2 separate regions of the Mus musculus genome follow, and region 2 is linked to region 1. A link is a loop called in an ENCODE intact Hi-C map of the cell type or tissue named here. Cell type or tissue: left cerebral cortex. All regions are shown on one strand. Links, peaks and the distances in the headings refer to the core of each region. The heading gives the core; the rest is flanking DNA. Region 1 overlaps Wdr11 (WD repeat domain 11). Region 2 overlaps Sec23ip (Sec23 interacting protein).

Evidence for each region. Peaks named below come from ENCODE experiments on the same cell type or tissue, not always from the same donor. Only the 100,000 strongest peaks of a DNase experiment are listed, where the experiment ranks them.
Region 2: it touches region 1 in a loop (4-fold over the local background); 6 of 42 quality-filtered maps call a loop at or near these places.

The regions. Positions count from the first base shown.
Region 1 is chr7:129,619,981-129,630,183 of GRCm38, forward strand. It overlaps Wdr11 (WD repeat domain 11), which reads left to right. Exons shown (of 29, transcript NM_172255.3): 15 at 1-38; 16 at 366-513; 17 at 4,271-4,377; 18 at 4,725-4,839; 19 at 5,176-5,347; 20 at 8,025-8,133; 21 at 9,014-9,076; 22 at 9,938-10,003. Among named protein-coding and RNA genes, the nearest start is that of Gm51499, 26 kb to the right of the region's middle. In left cerebral cortex, for the core only: no CTCF peak of the experiment used is centred there; no DNase peak of the experiment used is centred there.
Region 2 is chr7:128,773,478-128,783,680 of GRCm38, forward strand. Sec23ip (Sec23 interacting protein) reads left to right here. Exons shown (of 19, transcript NM_001029982.2): 14 at 3,294-3,449; 15 at 3,807-3,909; 16 at 4,952-5,137; 17 at 5,586-5,748; 18 at 6,159-6,260; 19 at 9,951-10,203. The coding sequence ends at 6,240. Among named protein-coding and RNA genes, the nearest start is that of Sec23ip, 34 kb to the left of the region's middle. In left cerebral cortex, for the core only: a CTCF peak has its summit at 6,002 (motif pointing right); DNase peaks (open chromatin) are centred at 5,052 and 6,012.

The DNA.
Region 1 (10,203 bases), core at 3,908-6,407:
GATGCAGAGCTGGGTGCTGTTGAATCATCTGTGATCAGGTAGGTCCCTGTCCTGGCAGAGAACCGGGCAGACCCAAATGGCTAAAGCTCAGTGTTGTTGTCCCTGTGCTCAGTGTCGTCAGTGAAACGCAGTGCTGCTAACCTGTCAGTGGCCATGGGTGTGATCAAGTCAGCACCTTTAGCTGAAACACAAATGAACACTGATAAGGATAGACACAGTCACCTTCACAGGAAATGTACTGGGAACTCTGGGACCACTCAAGAGGTGCTTAGATGCTCTTGGACCTCCTGCAAATGCATCTATACAGTGGGTAGTGATGGGTGTCACTCTAGGGAAAAAACCATTATCTTTTTCTCTACCTTTAGTTTATTACAGGAGGCAGAGAGTAAGGCTGAACTCAGTCAGAACATCTCTGCTCGGGAGCATTTTGTGTTTACTGACAATGATGGCCAAGTTTATCATCTCACTGTTGAAGGAAATTCTGTGAAAGACAGTGCTCGGATTCCACCAGATGTGAGTGTCATCCTCCAGGCTATCTCTATCAAGAGTGTGACCAGGGGTCTGATTTATCCATATCCAGTGAAGACGTAATTAAGCCTAACAAGATAAATGCTGCTATTCAAGGAGAAGTCACTGCAGATTGAACGTGGTCCATACCAAGTTCACATATTGCAAAGTAACATAGCCACCATGAACCTAGACCACATGTGTTCTTCTGTCTTACCACAATGGCACTCCACAGGAACTATCTTGGTTTGCTTATGAAACTGTGAACAGGAAGGGACAGGAAGGTCCATGGCTGAGTCGTAGCGGCCAGACTGTTTCTATTCTGTACATTTCCATTGGTTAGTGGGAAATAATTACAATTAGATTCTAAGTGTAGTGGCGTTAATATTTACTCATTTGTAGGTATCTTTTTTGGCCTTGTGGAATCAATTATAGTTAATAATTGACATCAGCATACATCTTACAGATTGCTCTTAATAGATTAATTAATAAATTTAACTAATATAGAGTGTAATTAAATGGAGGCATTAAAAGGAATTTCAAACAATGCATGTTTAATTAAAATTTTCATCTAAGAATAGATGTCCTAGAAGAAAGCAGACTCTCATATTTTTATAGTGACTCAGCAAGGATCTTGACTAACTGAGGTCATTTAAAGATAAATGGGGCAGAGAGACAATCTCACTGAGAGTCTCTGTTACTGTGTGATAAATGCCATGGCTGTACCCGTGGGAAGAAAGGGCTCCTGTCACCTTGCACCTCTCAAGTCACACTCGGGATTCCCGCTGAGGGAAGTCAGGGCAAGAGCTGAAGCAGAGGCCACAAGGGAATGTTGCTTATTAGCTTGCTCACTGTGACTTGCTCTGCCTGCGTTCTTACACAACCCAGGACTATCTGGCCAGGGATGGCACTGCCCACAGTGAGTTGGGACATACCACATCAGTAAAGAAAATTCATCCCAGGCCAGTCTGCTGGAGCCATGTTCTCAGTTGAGGTTCCCTCTTCCCAGATGACCTTCTGCATTTACACAAACACTGGCCACCGTGTTTATCCAAGATGGTGCTATCACATGGACTTTTAAAGTTAAAGCTGTAGGTAGTGGAAGTCAAATGCTTCTTCATGTACTTCTTGTGTCGCCTCCCATCTTGGCAACTGAGTTCTCCTCAAATGAGTGAGTTGGGAGAGCCAGGGCATATGGCCTACTTTCAGAAGTGATGCCCTGTCACGTTTGCAGTCTGCTGTTGGTCCTTGGGTCAGTCCTACTTTATTGTGGGAAGTGACTACCAAGGCCTTGGAGTGGATGAGGGTCCTTTAGAGGCTAGCTACCAAGTCTCTTCTATAAACAAAGAATTGAAGGCATCCATTTAAAACCATTATTCTAAAATCAAAGTTAGCATCATAATCTTCATATTATAGCATAGAATACGTTATATCTAAGACAGTAGTAACTATTGTTGAGTACATCTGATACTGCTCACATTTTTAGCATGAATGTGGGAAGTTGATGTTTGATGTGTATAATAGGAAAGTAACTTTAAATGTACAAAGAAAAGCTGTTGCAGTAATGCTGCGAAAGGTCGGGGACTCCATTGCTCACCCTTAGCCTCCACAGAGCTCTCTTGTAGAACCGCAGGAAAGATGTCCTCTGGGCTCTTACAGAGTCACCTACAAATAATTTGGTCTCTTCACTTTCCAGTTGCTTCACACTGAGGTTAGAATGTAAACGGGCCAAAAACTCAAAAATGCCAGTCCTTCCTACTAAACCAAAGAAAAAGCTTTGAACTTTGGACATGAGTATTCATTTTTAAATTTATTACATTATTATTTACAGTGTCCGTGTGGTAGTCCCAGGATAACTTGTAGCAGTCGGTCCTTTCTTACCAGCATATGGATCCCAGGTCTCAAACTCAGGTTGTCAGGCTTGGTGGCTTTACCATCCAGGCACTGGTCCTCTCTGGACATGGCTGCTCTTACAAATGCCTTCTCAGGACAGCCATGGCACACAGCTCAGAAGGCGGCACCTTTATTCTGTGGGGTCGTGAAGTCAGGGTACAAGGACTCTTTATTCCGCTGAATTCTTTTGTTTCAAATGAATCCAAGTCTTTAAGAAATGACTATTAGTAAGCAGGCCGCCTCCAGTGGAACTGGTTTATGATTAGGGATGGGATTGACATCTGTGTACGCTGTGAGAATTGGTTTTGGCTTGGTATTCTTTCTGAAGCTGACATTTTTCCAGTGGCTGTAATATAGTATGTAGAAAAAAGGGTTTTGTTTGTTTCAATTTGATTTTGAGCTGAAGCTTTCACTCTGGAAGTTGGTCCCCAGACTGTGAAAGTGGTATATAAAGTGGTAAAAGGAGAGAGAGTTTTAAACTGTGTGTATGTGTGATCCGAAGTGGCTGCCGTCATCCTGGAAATGGAAAGAGTGAGACAGTGAGTGTCTGCTGTTTGTACAGCCTGCCTGGCATGTGGGCAGCACTGCAGCTGCAGTGGGGAGCACGGAGCACCACAGAGGGAACAGAGAGAGCCACAGGGGATGCGCAGCAGCCCTCCAGAAGCACCTCGCCATCCCCACTTCCCTCCGCCCTGCACGAGGGCGTCTGCATGTCCACATGTTGAATTAACACAACAGCACTAATTTGTAGATTAATTTAACATCGTGTTTTCATTTTTAAATGTGAAAAGTAAACTAAGATCTAAAATGTGAAAGTATTCAAGACAAAGTAAACTTAAAGGCAAACTCTTCTTAAACATCCCATTCAAATTTCAGAAAAATGGAAATAAGATCTGAGAGCATTGCACAGAATTTCATGTGCTTAATGTAAGTTGTTGTTGTTGTTGTTAAGTTCATTGCAGTATTGATTTTTAATTTTGGTGGGGTTGTTTGTTTAGTTTTGGTATATTACTAGGATTATGCAATATTTATAAAGGTAGTTGGTCATTTTGACAACCATTGGCCTAACAGTAAAGACCCTCCTGAATATTTTTATTGTTGTGTAATTACAAAGCAAGGGTTCTTTTCATGAGTGGAGAAGCAGTGAGTAGCAGCAGTATTTAACACTAACACTGTGAGCTGTGTTTACAGTGAGGCAAACATTGCCTTCCGGGCTTTAGCTTTATAGATTTACACCAGCACCCGACTCTGCCCACAGTAGGCCCAAGACACAAAAGGTTAAGTAGACATGTCCTGTTAAGAGGCAAAGCTGGGACACAAGCCTGGCAGGGTGGTCTGATGCCAGAGTGTAGGTACTTGGGCCCCTGACCCTCCCAGCACTTCTGCTGGGTTGCCGATTCTCACACTACACTCGCCTCTTACAATAGTGTGTCAGCAAAGTTCTGAGACTAACCATTGCACAGCTAGTTGAGGGTGATTGAGTTTCCCTTGGAATAAATTTATTAAGAGATAATTAAAGATGATGCTCTAGACTATAGTTTTTTGTTTGGGGGTGTTTTGTTTTGTTTTGTTTTGTTTTTGTCTTTCTGGAATTTTCCTTTTCCTAAAAGACATGTCTTCTCTGTAAATGTAGTTTAGGCTACATGAATGGCTATCAAATTGAAATATCCTGCTTCTGCACAGTTGAAGCTGATATGCAGTGGCTCTTTCAGTGTTCAGAGTTTTAGGATATGATGGTATTCATGCTAAAGTACTCACTTTATAAGTGATGTCTTTGTTATTTCATTGTGATCATTACAGGGAAATGTTTCTGTCCTAGTGGTGACTGAGCAGGGAAGTTCATGTGTGAATTTGTTTCTCTTGCTTCTAGGGTAGCATGGGCAGTATTACCTGCATCGCTTGGAAGGGGGATACATTAGTGCTTGGAGATATGGATGGAAATTTAAACTTCTGGGATTTGAAAGCCAGAGTATCCAGGTAAGAGCCAAGAGAAACCTTTGTTCAGTTGTAAATAGGACCAGTAAACATGAGTGGGAATTGGAGCTTTGAGTCCCTTGACACCTAAACTTTGGAGGAAGACTGGTCATGAGCCAGGCTCTGGTCAGTCCCAGTAGACCCTGACCATATCTGCAGGCAGATATGGTACCTTCCATGCAGAAGCCCTGGGATCTTGCTCCAGCAGATATTAATGGCAGACCTACCTAGCATATGTGGCTCCCAAGAATGTAAAGTGGTTCTCCCACCCCCACACCCGATCATAAATAGTGGACACACTGAGTGTTTCATTTTATATCCTGTTGGTGTTTTTATTTCTTTGTCCTCAGAGGAATACCCACACATAGAAGTTGGGTGAGGAAGATTCGCTTTGCCCCCGGCAAGGGAAACCAGAAGCTAATAGCAATGTATAATGATGGTGCTGAAGTGTGGGATACTAAAGAGGTAGGCCCAGCTATGCAGCCTGCCAGTGAAGCAAAGAAAGTGGTCAGCCATGGGAACTGGCTCTGTTTTCTACTTTGTCTGAAAATAGAATCTCCAATAAGTATGTCTAGCTTCTTTTTGTTAGAGAATTTTGCTCTTAGAGTGTTTCTGTTGTAAGCAAGACAACATGATTGATTGATGTTTTAGTGTCATCGCTGTGATTGAGGCCTATGGAGCGCAGTCTGCATGTGGGGATGGGCTATTCATTTGCAGACATACTCTGGGCCTCTGTCACCCAATCTGACCATTTAATCCAGAATGGTAAAGGACTTTATTTTCTGTCAATCATTCTTGCAGGTTCAGATGGTGAGCAGTTTAAGAAGTGGAAGAAATGTAACCTTCCGGATTTTGGATGTGGACTGGTGCACATCAGATAAGGTGATCTTGGCATCTGATGACGGCTGCATCAGAGTCCTGGAGATGTCAATGAAGTCTACGTGTTTCAGAATGGATGAGCAGGAGTTAGTAGGTAAGGCTCACTCCTGAGAGGGCGCTTGTTGCCTCGGGATATGATCATCTACAGAGACGGCAGCTGCTGCTTTACTTGAGAGAACTCTTAGCTAACTGTGAATCGAATCACTTTTCAATAGTGAGCCTTATGTGCCTGCCCTACATCATCTATCAGTGGAAACCCACCGTGTGTCATGACATCTGAGTCCTGAATTACGTGATCAATCAAAGCTAAAACTGGGCGATTGTTGTATCTTCTTCCTTTTTTGTGTGGTAGTTTTGAGGAGTTTTTGTTTGTTTACAAAACAAAACCAAAAAACATAGTTTAAGAGAAAATAAAACTTGCATGCGTGACTCCTTTTTCCTAAAGAAGAAATAAGAAGATGGCAAGCACACCCACCCAGCGGTTTACTCAGAGTGGGTTATCTTTAGAATGCTCTTTCAGAGAACAGTGGTTCTGATTCTACCTCGGACTTTCAGGGACTTCCATCTCCAAATGTCTTCTTGGCAAATCCTCCGTGACACTCCTAGCTGACTGATTAGCAGAGAATGCCTTGAGAGCCTCGTTTATTCATTTATGATTCGACTCTGCCTTACCTGTGCTTGGCAGAGTCGATTGCTCTTTGGCACTTGAGAGACTGGGGCTTTGTAAGCTGCATCCTTTATGCCCACACTGGAGTGGCCGGGGCCCTGCTGCTGGTGTTGGTGGGTGCTGAACCCTTCCTGTGCTGTGCTTGGCACTTCCTGACCTGCACACTGCACTATCACACTCGCACCTCTCTGTAGCCGTGAGGGCCACAGGTGAAGTGGAAGCTGCTTGTCACATGTCGCATTCCCTTTCCCATACTTGATCTTGAGTAACCTGTCAGCTCTGAGGGCCAGGACCTCCTCACCAAGGGAGAACAACAGAAACAAACACTTTAAACTGAATTACCAAGGAACTTGAAGGAATGTCAAGGGTGATGTTTAAAAAACAAAACAAAACAAAGCAAAAACAATTGCTAGTTCTAGGTTAAAAAGTAGATAAATACAATCTAAGTAAAGCTTTTATTTTTCTCTTTTGATTTAAAATTTGAATCTAAATGGCTCTATCATCATGTGGATGTGTTCTAAACTAAGCTGATCACAGAATGGAAATGGAGTCCTTCGTGTATACTGTGGCTGGGTACCAGGGTTTACATCATACTTAAAATCTGTACTGATATCAAGAAGGCCATACTTCTGTTCAGTCTCTAGTGACATAGCCTCACCAGAGAAATGGGATCTTAAAATGGTGATGGGGAGGGGTCACCGATGGGCACCAGCACGCCGGGAGGGAGGGCTAAGCAGTCACATGATTATGTCTCCAGCTTCCAGGCTCTAGGCTTTCACAAAGGATGTGACTATCAAGCTCCTTGTGGAATGACTGGCAGCCTGTTAATATGAATAGGATGTAGGTGCTTTCATTGAATCAGCAGTAAAACGCTCACGTGTGGGAAAGTAGTAGTAGAGACATTTCCCACCTTGTGTGGCTCTCACGCTGAGAAGCCTGTTCCCAGTGTTCATCTCCTGTTTACATTTTTTGACACAGAATTACATCTGCTAAAGCAACATTGCTTCTATTAACTTATAGATATATAAATTATCATTTCAAGTCTAATCTTTATTAATAACTACTAATGATATTTTTAGCTTTTTAAAGAAGTTCTTAAGATCTTGTTGGTATTCCAAAGTAAACTGGGATAGCTGTCATTCAGAGGACAGCTTTGCAGCAGAAATATGTGAGCCCTGTTTAGATTTTGCAGTGTTTCATGTGAGCAGTAGCTATTATCTGAGTCCCTCCAGATCTATTCCAAAGTGACACAAGGACCAAGTCAGGTGTCAGGACTTTTTAGTTATTCTTCTCCTCATCGAACTGGCCATCTTCCAGGTGCTCAGTAGCTATGCATGTAACGAGTAGGTATCTTTCATATTAGATGGCACAGTCTATCATACATTTGGGCCATTTTAACTAATTGTATCTGTTCAAGGGATGGGAAAGGCTCCATAGAGGACCAGGGAGTGAAAACCAGTGGGGCCCTGGGCAGTCGGTCAAAGACGGGGAGCCCAGTGGAGGGAGATGCTGAACACAGCTGCCAGGTGGTAGAGCCTTTGGTCCTGCTTCTTTCCGCTGGAATGTGTTGAAAACAACTGGCTCTTGCCTGTTTTGTAGTGTCCTAATAAGCAACTGCTGCATAGTGGGGCTGGGGTGAGGACGATGCTTGTAGGAAGTTATCCCTGTGTCCAAAAGACTATAAAAGCCTCCTTGGAATGCCAGACACCAGAGGTCTCCCAATTCCTTCAGCAACGAACTCCTGATGGGTGGCTTAGCTCAATAGTCTCAGAAAAGCAGATGTAGTGGTATAAGTATTTCAGGTAAATGTAATTGTTTTCAATTCTTTTCTAAAAAGTGAGCCTTATCTGTATGTATTGAGTCATGACGTTGAGTCTTTTATTCAGTAGTACAGAACTTTGTACCATTCCATATACTTAAACTTCAAAAACGAGAAAGAGAATATACTAATCAAACTGAGTGCAGAGTCTCTGCTATGGATAGACTCCCAGTCATCCTGGGTGTAGGCATTGCTCTCTGCTGACTGCTGTGTAAACAGTGATAGCTGAGACGTTGCTGAGGCATGAAAGTTCATTTTACTGAAAAGCACTCCTTTGCTGTCTAGAGCCTGTGTGGTGCCCGTACCTCCTTGTTCCGAGGGCTGCCCTTGCTTTGAAAGCCTTCCTACTGCATCAGCCTTGGAATGGGCGATATTCGTTGGACATTTCTCACATGTAAGTTACTTCATTTTTGTTTTCTTTGCATAATTTGCTCGGGGTTGAAGGACACTCATGAAAATGAGCTATGGATTACAGTTCAGACCTTAAAAAGACTGAAGCCTAAGACCAATCCAAGCAAAGGCAAAGGCACTCAAAGGATATTGTTTTCTACCCCTGTTTGCACCACCGTGGGGCCTTGTGGAAGAGTGGGTCAGTGAGGAGCTGCAGGGTCATAGGATGCTCTCAGGACTGGGTAGCCATCACTCAGGTGCATCATGATAGAGGAAAAGAGTGAGTGTGAAGACGGGAAAGAGATGCTGCAGTCTGGAGGACAGGCCTAAGTCTTTATAAGGCAGAATCAGAAATGTGTTTATAAATCAGTGTCTACCTCACTTGAAAAAGGTCATCACAGGAACACATTAGCAATTATTAATTAATTCTACAGTTTACTGCACTTACTATATGTGATGTGCAGGTTGGTGTGGGGTGAGAGTTTTGTTGTTGTTGTTGTTGATGTTAAGGCAATAAATATCTGTTGCCTAAGAACTACCATGCCTGTTCTGTAGGGCAGAGGGAATGAATCACTAGTCATTGTTTATTCAGGCTTTGTTAAAAGCAATCCAAACCTGATTGTTCTTAGAAGCAGTGGAGTTTTCTCTTTTGGAAGCCTGTGGCTTACTTTACTCATTTCCTTGTTTTATTCAGTAAGGCAAAGTTAGCCATGAAAATGGCCAGTGAGTCTCAGGCACATTGTTACTACTTTGATCTGTAGCCAAAATTTTAACCACAGGTTATAAAAAGGTTAACTTTTTATTAATACAACTTTTTTCAGTAAAATAAAATATGTGACAGTAATTGCAGAGACAATGAATGATTCAAATTTTTTTCTGCACAGTGATTATCCAGAAAATGAAGAAATAAAGACTCTCCTTCAAGAACAGTTGCATGCATTGTCTAAGTAAGTAACTCTGTATTTCATACAAGATACGAACATGGGAAAGTGACACACATTAATTTGACTTTTTAAAACCAAAATTTAGTTTTCTAAGTATTAGTGGCCCACAGTCCATCCCTTGACACAGGTTTGTTCCTCTTTGTAGCCTTGTTTGCCAGAAGGGCCATCTTAATAATCACACAGAGAGTATTGGTCTCTATCCAGTTTCCAACTCTCAAACAGCTGTGTTCTGACAGGAGCAGAAGCTCTGTGTAGTGAGGCTCCGTTGTGAACGTCTCATGGAGCTAAGCTAGAGAGCACAGATAGGCAGGTGACTCTGCAGCAGCCTGGGCCAGGTGTGAGTGCACAATTCTGGCTAAGAAACTGATGTTTCTTAGAGCCATAAGCACTTAAAGTAAATAGTGAGAGTTAGATAGCAAAGTGAGGAGAAAAATAGAGGTCTACATGAAGTTCTTGGTTCTTAGAGCAAGTTTTTGCAGTCTAGACTCTGCCACATATTATAATCATTGTCGTCATCATCTTGAAAAAGTTATAGTACCTGGTTAATGGCAATTTCAAAATAACTATTCACTTTTCTCCAGTTTCCAAACATTAACATTTGTATTTAATTGGGAAACTGCCGACTTTAAGAATGCTATCAATGGTGAAGTCCTTATTCTTGTAGTCAGGTAAACTCTGCTAGACTGCACAGCAGAGGCCTGGCCCTAGTGCTCATGGTGATCGACAGCACCCTTCTACATGTGAAGTTGGGAGCCAGGATGAAGTGACCGCTCTTATAAATTCTGCACTTGTATTGTTACCTCCCTTTGCTTTTTGTTTGGCTGGAAACGTTTGTCCTACTTTTGTCCGGGCTCCTGTCTGCAGCGACATAAAGAAACTCCTGCTTGATCCCGACTTCTCTCTCTTGCAGAGGTGCCTGCTCGTGTCCAGGTAAGGCTCTCTGAAGTGGGATGCTGAATTCAGCGGTAATTTCAGGTTAACTTATTTTATTGAGGCTTTGTAAAGGTTATAACTAAACATGTTTTGAAAATCTAAGCTCCTCTTTTAGATTTGACTTAGTCTAGTTTATGAGTACTAATACAACCCCGGAAGTCCAGCAACATCTCACATGAGATCTGGGCTTTCTATGC
Region 2 (10,203 bases), core at 4,619-7,118, 850 kb before region 1:
GGCATGCTTTTAGAAGGTTCTGAGTTCAAGGCCAGCCTGGTTCACACAGTAAGTTCCAGGCCAGCCAGAGCTTTCTAATGAGACCCTGTCTTTTTTTTTTTTTTTTAAAGTCTTTTCTTTTTTAATTCTGAGCAGACCAGAGCCAGTGCTAATAAAGAAGGAAACTTCCTTGCCTCCTTGTGGGGTGGCGCTGTAGGCTCTGAGCTCCTTGGAGGCTCACAGCACACCTCTGATCCACGAAGTGAGTGCTTTATGAGCTTACTTCTCCCGCCCAGACCTGCCAGTGCGCTGCTATCTGCCCCTTTTTACTTACTTCTTTTTATTTTAAAATACGTATTTACTTATTTTATGTGTGTGGGTATTTTCCCTACATATATGTTTTTGTACTCCATGCAGTGCCTACAGAGGGCAAAAGACAGTGCCGACTCCCTGGAACTAGAGTTACAGATGCTTTTGTGAGCCCTATGTGGCTGCCTTAAGTTGAACCTGGGTCTTGTGCAAGAACAAATGTTCCTAACCACTGAGCCATCTCTCTAGTCTTTTTTACTCTTTTTCCATGCACAAATGGAAACTGGTGCTTTGCACGTGGTGGGCGAGTGCTATACCACAGACTGATACTCGAAGCCCTTGTTCTCCTCTGAAACATATTAATAGGGTCACCTTTACAAAATTTTTTGTTTTTAGATTTTCTTATTTTACACGTATGAGTATTTTTCTTGCATGTGTACATGTGTGCCATTTTTGTGCCTTGAAGGTCAGAAAAGGGCTTTGGATCCTACAGGAATTACAGATGGTTGTGAGCCACTATGTGGTTCTGGGAAACAAACTCAGGTTCTTTGTAAGAATATCTGCTTTTTTTTTTTTTTTCTTCCCTTCCCCTTCCCTTCCCCCACACAATGCATTACAAAAAGAGAGAGAAGATATCAAACATCTCAAGTGCTCAAAGAAATTCAATGTGATACCATTTTACCATTTTCCTTGAAAGGTGATCAGAGACATAAATGAAATACAAAAAGAAAGAGGAATTCAATTTATGTTTAAAAATAGCTTCTTTAGAACAAAGTTGTAAAAGTGATCATATAGGCTGGAGAGATGGCTTAGCAGTTAAAAATATTTAATACAGGCTGGGCATGGTGACACATACCTTACTCCCAGGACTCAATGGCAGGCAGATTTCTGTAATTTTGAGGCCAGCCTGGTCTACAAATCGAGTCTAAGATGCAGAGAAGCCCTGTAGGGAAAGGGAAAGGGAAAGGGAAAGTGGGGAGAGGGGGCTGGCAAGCTTCAGGGGCGCTCCTGCCTCCACCTCCAGCACTGGGCTTCCACGCATGCACCACCACATCTGCCATGATGTAGGTTTTAGGGGTTAAACTCAGGTTCTTATACTTAAAACTGGTATTTCCCTATTAAACAACCCCAAGCCTCACTTGTATTTCTTCCGAGATCAGAGGAGATCAGGTGCATTCAGGGTGGTATGGCCGTAGACTTCAGTTGTATTTAAGGCATTTTTTTTTTTTTTTAAACCATAAGGTGTTGAAGTTAGGCCACAGTTTTGCTTCCCAGGCCCATGCTCCCAGAAATAAGATTCAGACTCAAACTATATTTACAAATACCTTGGCTATATAGCTAGGCTCTATTCTGACTAGATGGTAACCAAAGACAGCCTTTTATTTTAACCTACCTTCTGCTGTGTGGCTGCTTCCCTGTGCTCAGCTACCATGCGCCGGTCTCTTGTCTCCTCACCTCTTCTTGGGCTCCTCTCCCTGCCTCCTCCTCCTCTCAGAATTCTTTGTCCTACAGATATCCCACTTTATTTCCTGCCTGAGACATAGACTATAGGCTCTTTAATTGATGTGAGGCAATACACAATACACAAGATGATCGCAGTTCAGTTCACAGGTTATCATGCAGCAGTAGCTCAATCCACTCATAAGTACTTCACGGATACACCAGCCGTCCAGTTTGGTAGAGTCAGGTTAGCAGCAGTGGTGACATGACAGCCAGGCCTCAACCTCAGCTTGAGTCAGCAGGAGGGACCAACAGGAACACCAGAAGTTCTCGGCTGTGCCTCTCTCGGGGAAGTGAAGATCAGTGAAGATGGGAGACCCACAAGTGTTGCACAGCTAGCTGTACCAGCAAGCCAAGCTCCCTCTCTGTCACTCTGTGGAGGCCTATTTATGCCCTCCAAACATCACACTTCCTCCGTGTGCCTTGCCCCAGCACATGCATCCAATCAGCCTGAGTCCTTGGAAGCAGCAACAAACTGCAGCACACCACCAGGAGATTTTTGGTGTGTTTCTCTCTATGGCGTCCTGCAGCTCAACTATGCAGTGTAAGGCAGACCAATGCATGCGTGTTGTCAGCAAAGGCTCCTTCACCTCGCGTCCTTTCACGTGCTTGCTTTAGCAGAGCATCCTCTCTCCTGTGTCTGCTTCAGCGAAACCTTCCTTCACGAGTCTGCCTTAGCCTCTCACACCGTGTCCACTTTAATTCCTTCACGTGTGCCCCAGCAAAATGCCATCAACCAATTTTCCAAAGAACCCTTGAGTTTCTTCTTCCTACCAACATGACAAAAAGACATTCCCTGCCCCTGAAGTAGAGCGAAGAGGAAGACTTCATAAACACAGCGTGTTGCCACACGGATGGCTGTGCTTTCCTTGAGACGCCATGCAAACTATCTCAGATATGCTCCTTCATACAAATCCTTTTTCTGACAGGAAATTTGCCTTAAATGGATTTTTTTTTTTTTGAGAGAGTCTTGTGTATCCTGGCTGGTTTCTAAGTCACTGCATCCAAGGGTGACCCTGGGCTTGCTTATTCTTTTGCCTCCAGCTCTTTAAGGCGAAGATAGAATGGTAATAGAAGTAACCGAGACTACTGAAGATTAGAACTCCTCTTTGTGCTGATAAGTGCTTTCTGTGGCCTTGGGCTCCATTATACTGAGTTTAGCACTGTGAAAATCTCCATGTTATAACACTAGCAGAAGCAAAAGACGTCATGAACCTTGACCAAGTGTAGGAGCAGGCCCGGTGGGTGCTGCAGGTTCTGCAGTTTGAGGCAGAGGTACTGCTGTGCTTCTGTGCTGTGTTTATTATCTCAGAAGTGGAGCAGAATGCCACAGACTCTGAAGTTTTAATGGGCCATGCTTACCTTCTTCAGCTCACAGCAGCCACCTCTGAGAGGCCTCCGTGTTTGCATGCTTGGGAGCCAGTGCAGAGCCAAGAACATTGAAAAATTCAAAGGGTTTTGTATATGTGTCTGTGGTAATATTTTCTTACTGTGTTTTTTCCTAGGTTTCTGTTGCTTACAGCTCGTTAGACTTTGAACCGGAAATTTTCTTTGCCCTGGGCTCTCCGATCGGCATGCTTCTCACTATTCGAGGAGTGGCTAGGATTGATGAGAAATATCGCCTCCCTACCTGTAAAGGTTTCTTCAATATTTACCATCCGGTGAGTTACTGTGCACTTTAAAAAGATGAAAGTTCTCTCCTCTTCATCCGGATAGATTCTTAGGTTCTTACTTGAAATTAATAGCAGTCATGATTTGCAAAGCTCAGCTTCCGTCCTAAGAGTCTGATGACACTTCAATAAGTATTTGTACCAGAAAGCTTTTACTCAAAGGAGAAACAGGTTAGTTGCTCTGCTTGCAAAGTAATTTCACCTACAAATCACAAATCTTATAATAGCCAGTAGCTGAGGAAGGTGTGGAAATGTCACTCTCTGGCTGGCCAAGTAGCTGTGTGCTTCCCTGACTGTGGCCTGTAACTTCAAGTAAGTAATTGACGGTGCCTGCTTCTCTTCCTTCAGCTCGACCCAGTGGCGTACAGATTAGAGCCTATGATTGCTCCAGATTTGGACTTAAAAGCTGTTCTCGTTCCACATCACAAAGGCAGGAAGAGACTTCACTTAGGTAAGAAGCGAAGATTTACTGCAGAACAGGCAGAAGGTTAGGAGGTCAAGGTTGTTCCTGGCTGCAAAATGAGTTCAAGGCACTGAGTCACATCAAAACTATCCGGCAATCTATAGTGAATCATGAACATTTAAACAATTTATGTGTGATGTCTTTGTGTATGGGCACATGCATGCCACTGTGCATATGTGGAGATAAGAGGACAGACAGCTTTAAGAAACCAATTCTCTCTACAGAGCCCTGGCTGTCCTGGAACTCACTCTGTAGACCAGGCTGGCCTCGAATTCAGAAATCCACCTGCCTCTGCCTCCCAAGTTCTGGGATCAAAGGCGTGCGCCACCACTACCCGGTTTAAGAGGGCAGCTTTAAGGAACCAGTTCTCTCTACAGGGCCTTGGCTGTCCTAGAACTCAGTATGCAGATGAGGCCTGGCCATGAACTTACAAGAGATCTATCCACCTGCCTTTCCCTCCTGAGTGCTGGGATTTAAAGATTATATGCCTAGCACCTGCTGTTACAGACCTGTCTTAAGAATTCCAGTAAAAGTTTATAGGATGATGTTTATGTTATGGTGTTTGAACCTCTTTTTTAAAAAAATTGTAGGTTTGGAACAGATCAAATTGCTAAGAAGAAATGGTTTCAGTGGCACATCCTGTAATCTTAGTGCTCTGGAATCTGAGACGTGAGGGTCACCCTAAGCTTGAGGCTCCAAGACCATGTGTCAGAAAACAAACAAACTAAACAAACAAAAAGCCAGGCATGCAAGTGCATACTTACAATTTTAGTACTTGAAGGCTGAAGCAGGAAGATTTCAATTTTAAGGCCAGCCCTACATAGTGAGACCCTGTCTCAAAAAACTCAACCCCAAGTCAACATTTTATCCTATTGTGGGTTCTTGGTTCCAGGAAGCTCCCTAATGCTAGTTAAGGTGGGAGGAGGAGGGGGGGGAGGAGGGGAGCTTCTCTGGGACGTGGTTAACTTTAATTTCTGGAGCATAGCATGTAGTGGCTAAGTAACCTGGGGTATCATGTGAATCCGTTCAGAGTTGAAAGAGAGCCTTTCTCGAATGGGATCCGATCTGAAGCAGGGCTTTATCAGTTCTCTGAAAAGTGCTTGGCAGACACTCAACGAATTCGCGCGTGCTCACACCTCTACTACTCAGCTGCAAGAAGAATTGGAGAAGGTGGCCAACCAAATCAAAGAGGAAGAGGAAAAGCAAGTAGTTGAAGGTAAATGGGATACTGGAAGCATTTTCCAGGACAGACTGTGCCCGAAGAGCATAATGCTTGTGCATCGTTGGAGAGGTTTTCTTTCCAGACAGATTGTGTCAGATTGGATGGACCCCTTCCCTAAAGGGGATGGAGTCCTGACATCCTGCAGTGTCAGATGCAGCTGCTAATTAAGTTTTATTGGCTATTTCTTGGCTTTTAGCTGCAATTTCAGGTTTTATTTAGATTGTTCAGGCTGGGGAGGAATATGAGTTGAGAGCTAAGTTTGTATTCAGGCTTGGTAAAGACTCTATGAGGTTCCATCCTTCTCTGAAGGAATGGGGAGTGAGCCTGGTAGCTCCCCAGCTGCTATGTGTGTCAAGCGATATTCATTGAACACAGAGTCAGCTAAAGTCAGAGGATAATGATTAAATGATTGACTTTGATATCGAAATGGCTTAAATTCTAGCAGAAAAGATTGTTGAAAGTCCAGAACTTTCCAAGGACGAGGACTACTTAGGAAAGGTTGGAATGTTAAATGGAGGCCGCCGGATTGATTATGTTCTTCAAGAAAAGCCAATCGAGAGTTTCAATGAGTATCTCTTCGCTCTTCAGAGTCACTTATGCTATTGGTAAGTATTCTTCACTTTGATTCTCTTTGATTGGCTTTAACTCGTACAGTGTTTTCACTGTGGTGAAAGTCTTTGTCTTAATTGCCCGTTTATAATAGACTTAATAAATTCTACCACTGAACTCACACATTCAAAAGCATTCCCCCCTTTAAGGTTTTGTTTTACGCTCAGAGTGGAGATGCTAAGGAAGGATTGGCTAGCAGCTTACATTTCTGACTCACTAACCTTTCTAAAAGCTGCACAGAATGAGTTAGCCACGAGGTGGCAGTGTGCCATGTGCTTTTGCACCGTGTGCAGAGACCATTGTTGCTTGCACACTGTGTTTGTAGAGGTGTCTTTCATAGCTGGAGTGTGAGGGCATTAAAAGGCATCCTTCCGTACATGTTTAAGTGTTGTCTTCTTTCTGACAGGGGATCTGAAGATACTGCCCTCTTGTTACTTAAAGAAATTTATCGAACAATGAACATTAGTCCAGAGCAGCCCCAGCATTGAGCAGACTTGCATTTTACAGGGTGAGTTAATCCTTATTAAATGTGTACATGCTAATGTTTGTGTTGTTGGAATTTTGGGGTCCCTTTGTGATTGTCAGATGGCAGAGGGAAATCAGGTCATCTCTTGGGATTTTAGACTCAAATGGGCTCAAGTGGAGGCTCAAGGACACTTGTACTAGTGTTTAAAAGAAAAAAGTCCCAGCTGGGCAGTAGTGGTGCACTAACATTTCAGCACCCAGGAGGCAGAGGCAGGTAGATCTCTGTGAGTTCAAGGCTAGCCTGGTCTACAGAATGAGTTCCCAGGATAGCCAGGACTACATAAAGAAATCCTGTCTCAAAAAAACCACACACACAAAGAAAGAGTCTCAGGGTAGGCCAGCTGTAAGAGGAGAAGAGGAGAAGGGAACAAGGCCATTTAAGCTGGCACAGAAGTCAGATACATGGTAGACAGCCAGGGGGGAGGGGTGGGGAGAAGCTATAGGAAGGATGCTCCAAAATGCCAGGGAGACACATGCTTCAGCTCTGGCCAGGATCTAAAAGAAAGAGACAGGAAAAGGAAAAATTGTGCCTTTCAAACTCAGGCCTAAGACATGATGCCTCGAAGGGGGTAAAAGGCAGAGTAGAATTCTGGGAAGGGAAGAAGGTGCAGTTTCCTATTAAAAGGAAACTGTTCTGGCAATCTTGTTAGCATGGCCTAAGGCAAACCCACCCTCATAGGGATCGTCTGTTGGCCAGGTGCTTACACTTTCCCAGGCCAGAAACCTGTTCTCTTGACCAGGAGTTTTCTTAGAATAGCCCTTGATTACACTTGGATTCTGAGGTCTTTGGTGTGAAGTGGCTCTTTGTTACTGTTACAGTTGCACTATTTAAATTCAGAGTAGTGATTGATAATGAGGAAAGAAGTGGGTTTGTAACATTCATTTTATTGAAGGTTTTCCAGAGGCAGCTGTAGGTATGTCTGTAATTCCAGAACTCAGGAGTCGGAGTCGGAGGGTCTCAGTTTAAGGCAATCTCAGTGTGGGCAGTGCACTGAGATACCGCATAAACAAATAGACAACTTAAAAATCTAAGTAGGATTTGGGTTCTCTTTTTGACTCCCCTCCCCTTCCCCCCCTCCCCCCCTCCCTCCCTCCCTCCCTCCCTCCCTCTCTCTCTCTCTCTCTCTCTTTCTTTCTTTCTTTCTTTCAAGACAGGGTTTCTCTGGAACTCATTCTGTAGATCAGGTTGGCCTTGAACTCACAGAGATCTGCTTGCCTCTGCCTCCTGAGTGCTGGGATTAAAGGGCTGTGTCATCACCACCCGGTTTATTTTTGGTTTCTTTTAAAAATAGATTCCAGGGCATGGCAAATAGGGATTCTTTTGACTGTAGGTCCCGCAACTCAGTTCCTTGATTTCCCATCTGTAACAGAAAGGGTCCTCTGTTGAGTGATATCACAGGCACTCAGGACTCATTTCTGTACTGCCGAATAGCCGTAAGAAAGACTTCCTGTACTCCAGACATCATGTCCCTATTCATGTCATGAATGCAGGAGACAGTATCTATCATATGTGTCCCTTTAACTAGAAAAGCAAAGGCATGCTTTATGTGTTAGTAGATGCCAATAATCTCAGTCCTTGAGTGGACGAGGCAGAAGAATTCTGAATGTGAGCCCAGCTATGTAGTGCCCCAGCCCAATGCTATGTCCAAACAGTGGCTTAACCTGTTGATGGAGGTCTGTGCTGCGTGCCCCATGCAGCCCCTGGTCTGTATGAAGATTGTAAAGGCAATGTTTAAGTTCTGCTGATCTTGATAGAGAAAACACATAGGGAAGATGGCTAGGCTAGGTCTGTGATAAGTGATCCAGTCTGCAAGTGAGCCATACTGTGTGATCTTGATTGCCTTCCTGAGACACCAGGTACCTGTTTTCCTTAATAGGTTATGAAGTACTTAATTAAAACAAAAACAAAAACAGCCAGATGTGGAAGCCCATACTTTTAATCCTAATTCTCAGGCAGATAAAGATCGATGCCAGCCTGCAGAGAACGAACGGTGTGCGGAGTAGTGATTGCAGAGGCTCTGGTTGTCCTGTGGCGGGCGGGGTCCAGTGGGGCTGTCACACTGTTCAGCAAATACCTCATGGACTTGGGAGTGATTTTCTCAAACATTTATTTTAGATTTATGTTTATGTGTGCCTGAGTGTGAGAGAGAGAGAGAGAGAGAGAGAGAGTGTGTGTGTGTGTGTGTGTGTGTGTGTGTGTGTGTGCGTGCTGCTTGCATCCAGGAGCTGACGGAGGCCTGACAAAGGTGTTAGATCCCCTGTAGCTGGAAATACAGGTGGTTGTGAGCACCTGACTTGGGTGCCGGGACTAGAACTGTGGTTTTCTGCAAGAGCAGCAAGTGCTTTTAGTGGCTGTTCCATCTGCATGTCCCAGCATTTCTCTCTTTATATATCTTTTATATATATCTTTTATATCTCTTTTTATATATCTTGTTTGCTGTCTCCTAGCCTATCCTTGCTATGTCAGATAGTATGTGGTTTTACCACTTCAGCCTACATCCATGTATGCGTTGGGGTGTACATTTATATAGACATATTTATAGGACAGAGACTAAACATAGTGCCTTGTGTATGTTGTGCTGCTAAGCTACACGCTTAGCCTTGTTTACAATTTTTATATCTTTATAAATGAACTTTACATACATGTGGCTCAACTATTTTACTTAGTTATTTTATAGCTTTTAAATGAACATTTATTGTTTATATAGATGTATGTGTGTGCCATGCATGGTGTGTATGTGGAAGCCAGAGGACAGCCAGCTGGAGTAGACTTTCTTTACAGCATGGGGTCCTGGGACTTGAACTCAGGTTGTAAAATTGGGTCGTGAGCACCTTCACCCACTCTGAACCATCTCATGGCCCCTTTTGAGCAAGTTTCTTGCTCTGCATCTCACAGTTTTATTTATTAATTATTAACTTATCCTCCGTTGTTGAGTACGAGGTGATTATCTGCCTTCCCAGATTTCACTGTTATACATCATTTTGACTTTAGCTTTATACATAATTTTGACATGTAGCTTTATATTTTTTTGCCTGTTTCTGACTTGAGATAAACCCCTGAGTAGCACTGTCTAGAATATTACACATTTTGAAAGCTCTGATGTCGTATGGTTCAGTTGCATTCTAGAGAGGCCTCTCAATTTTCACATGTAATGTTATGCAAATTGCCAGTTTTTCTGACCCCTTTTAAACATTAGTTGTTACTTTTTTGAATTTTTGCCAATTAATCACCAAAAATTATTGACTCATCATTTTGGTTTTATTTCCATCACTAGTGAGCTCTTCTTCCCTCCCCTTTCAGTCAATTGCCTCTTTTTGCATTTTTCTGGAGGTATGGGGTAGGGAGGGACTTTGTTGGGTGTGTAGACCATGTATATCTGGCTAGTCTTGAACTCAGAGATCTGCCTGCTTCTGCCCAGGGCTGGTATTAAAGGTGTGCACCACCACACCCAGCTTTGTTGTGCTTCTTCGCCTCACTGAACTGGTCTTTGGTACAAGCCCCACACTTCCCCAACAGCCCCCATGCCCAGCCCAGCCCTTTGGAAGGTATGTGTGTCTGAAGACTTGTGCTTGAAGTCTGGTCTCTGGCAGTTGCTTGCAGTATTGGTTAGTAAGGTTGAGAGTTTGTGAAATTTACTGAGGATTTTTTAAAAAGACTCTCTTGTCTTTACAGGAAGTTCCAGCATGAGTGTCATTGCTGAGAGGCTCCTTGGTGGCTGATCCGTCTTTGCATCTATGATGGATGACAGAAAAGTGACTCAGCAACAATTGCTAGCGTGGACTTCTCAGATGTAGGAATTTGTTTTTAAAACAGAACAGAAAGATGCTGAAAAAAAAAATCAGTACTGTATTTGAACAGTGTAGAAGAAAAACTACAACCGTAAAATGATGCTGTGGGAAATTCTCAGATCTTTATAGTTATATAG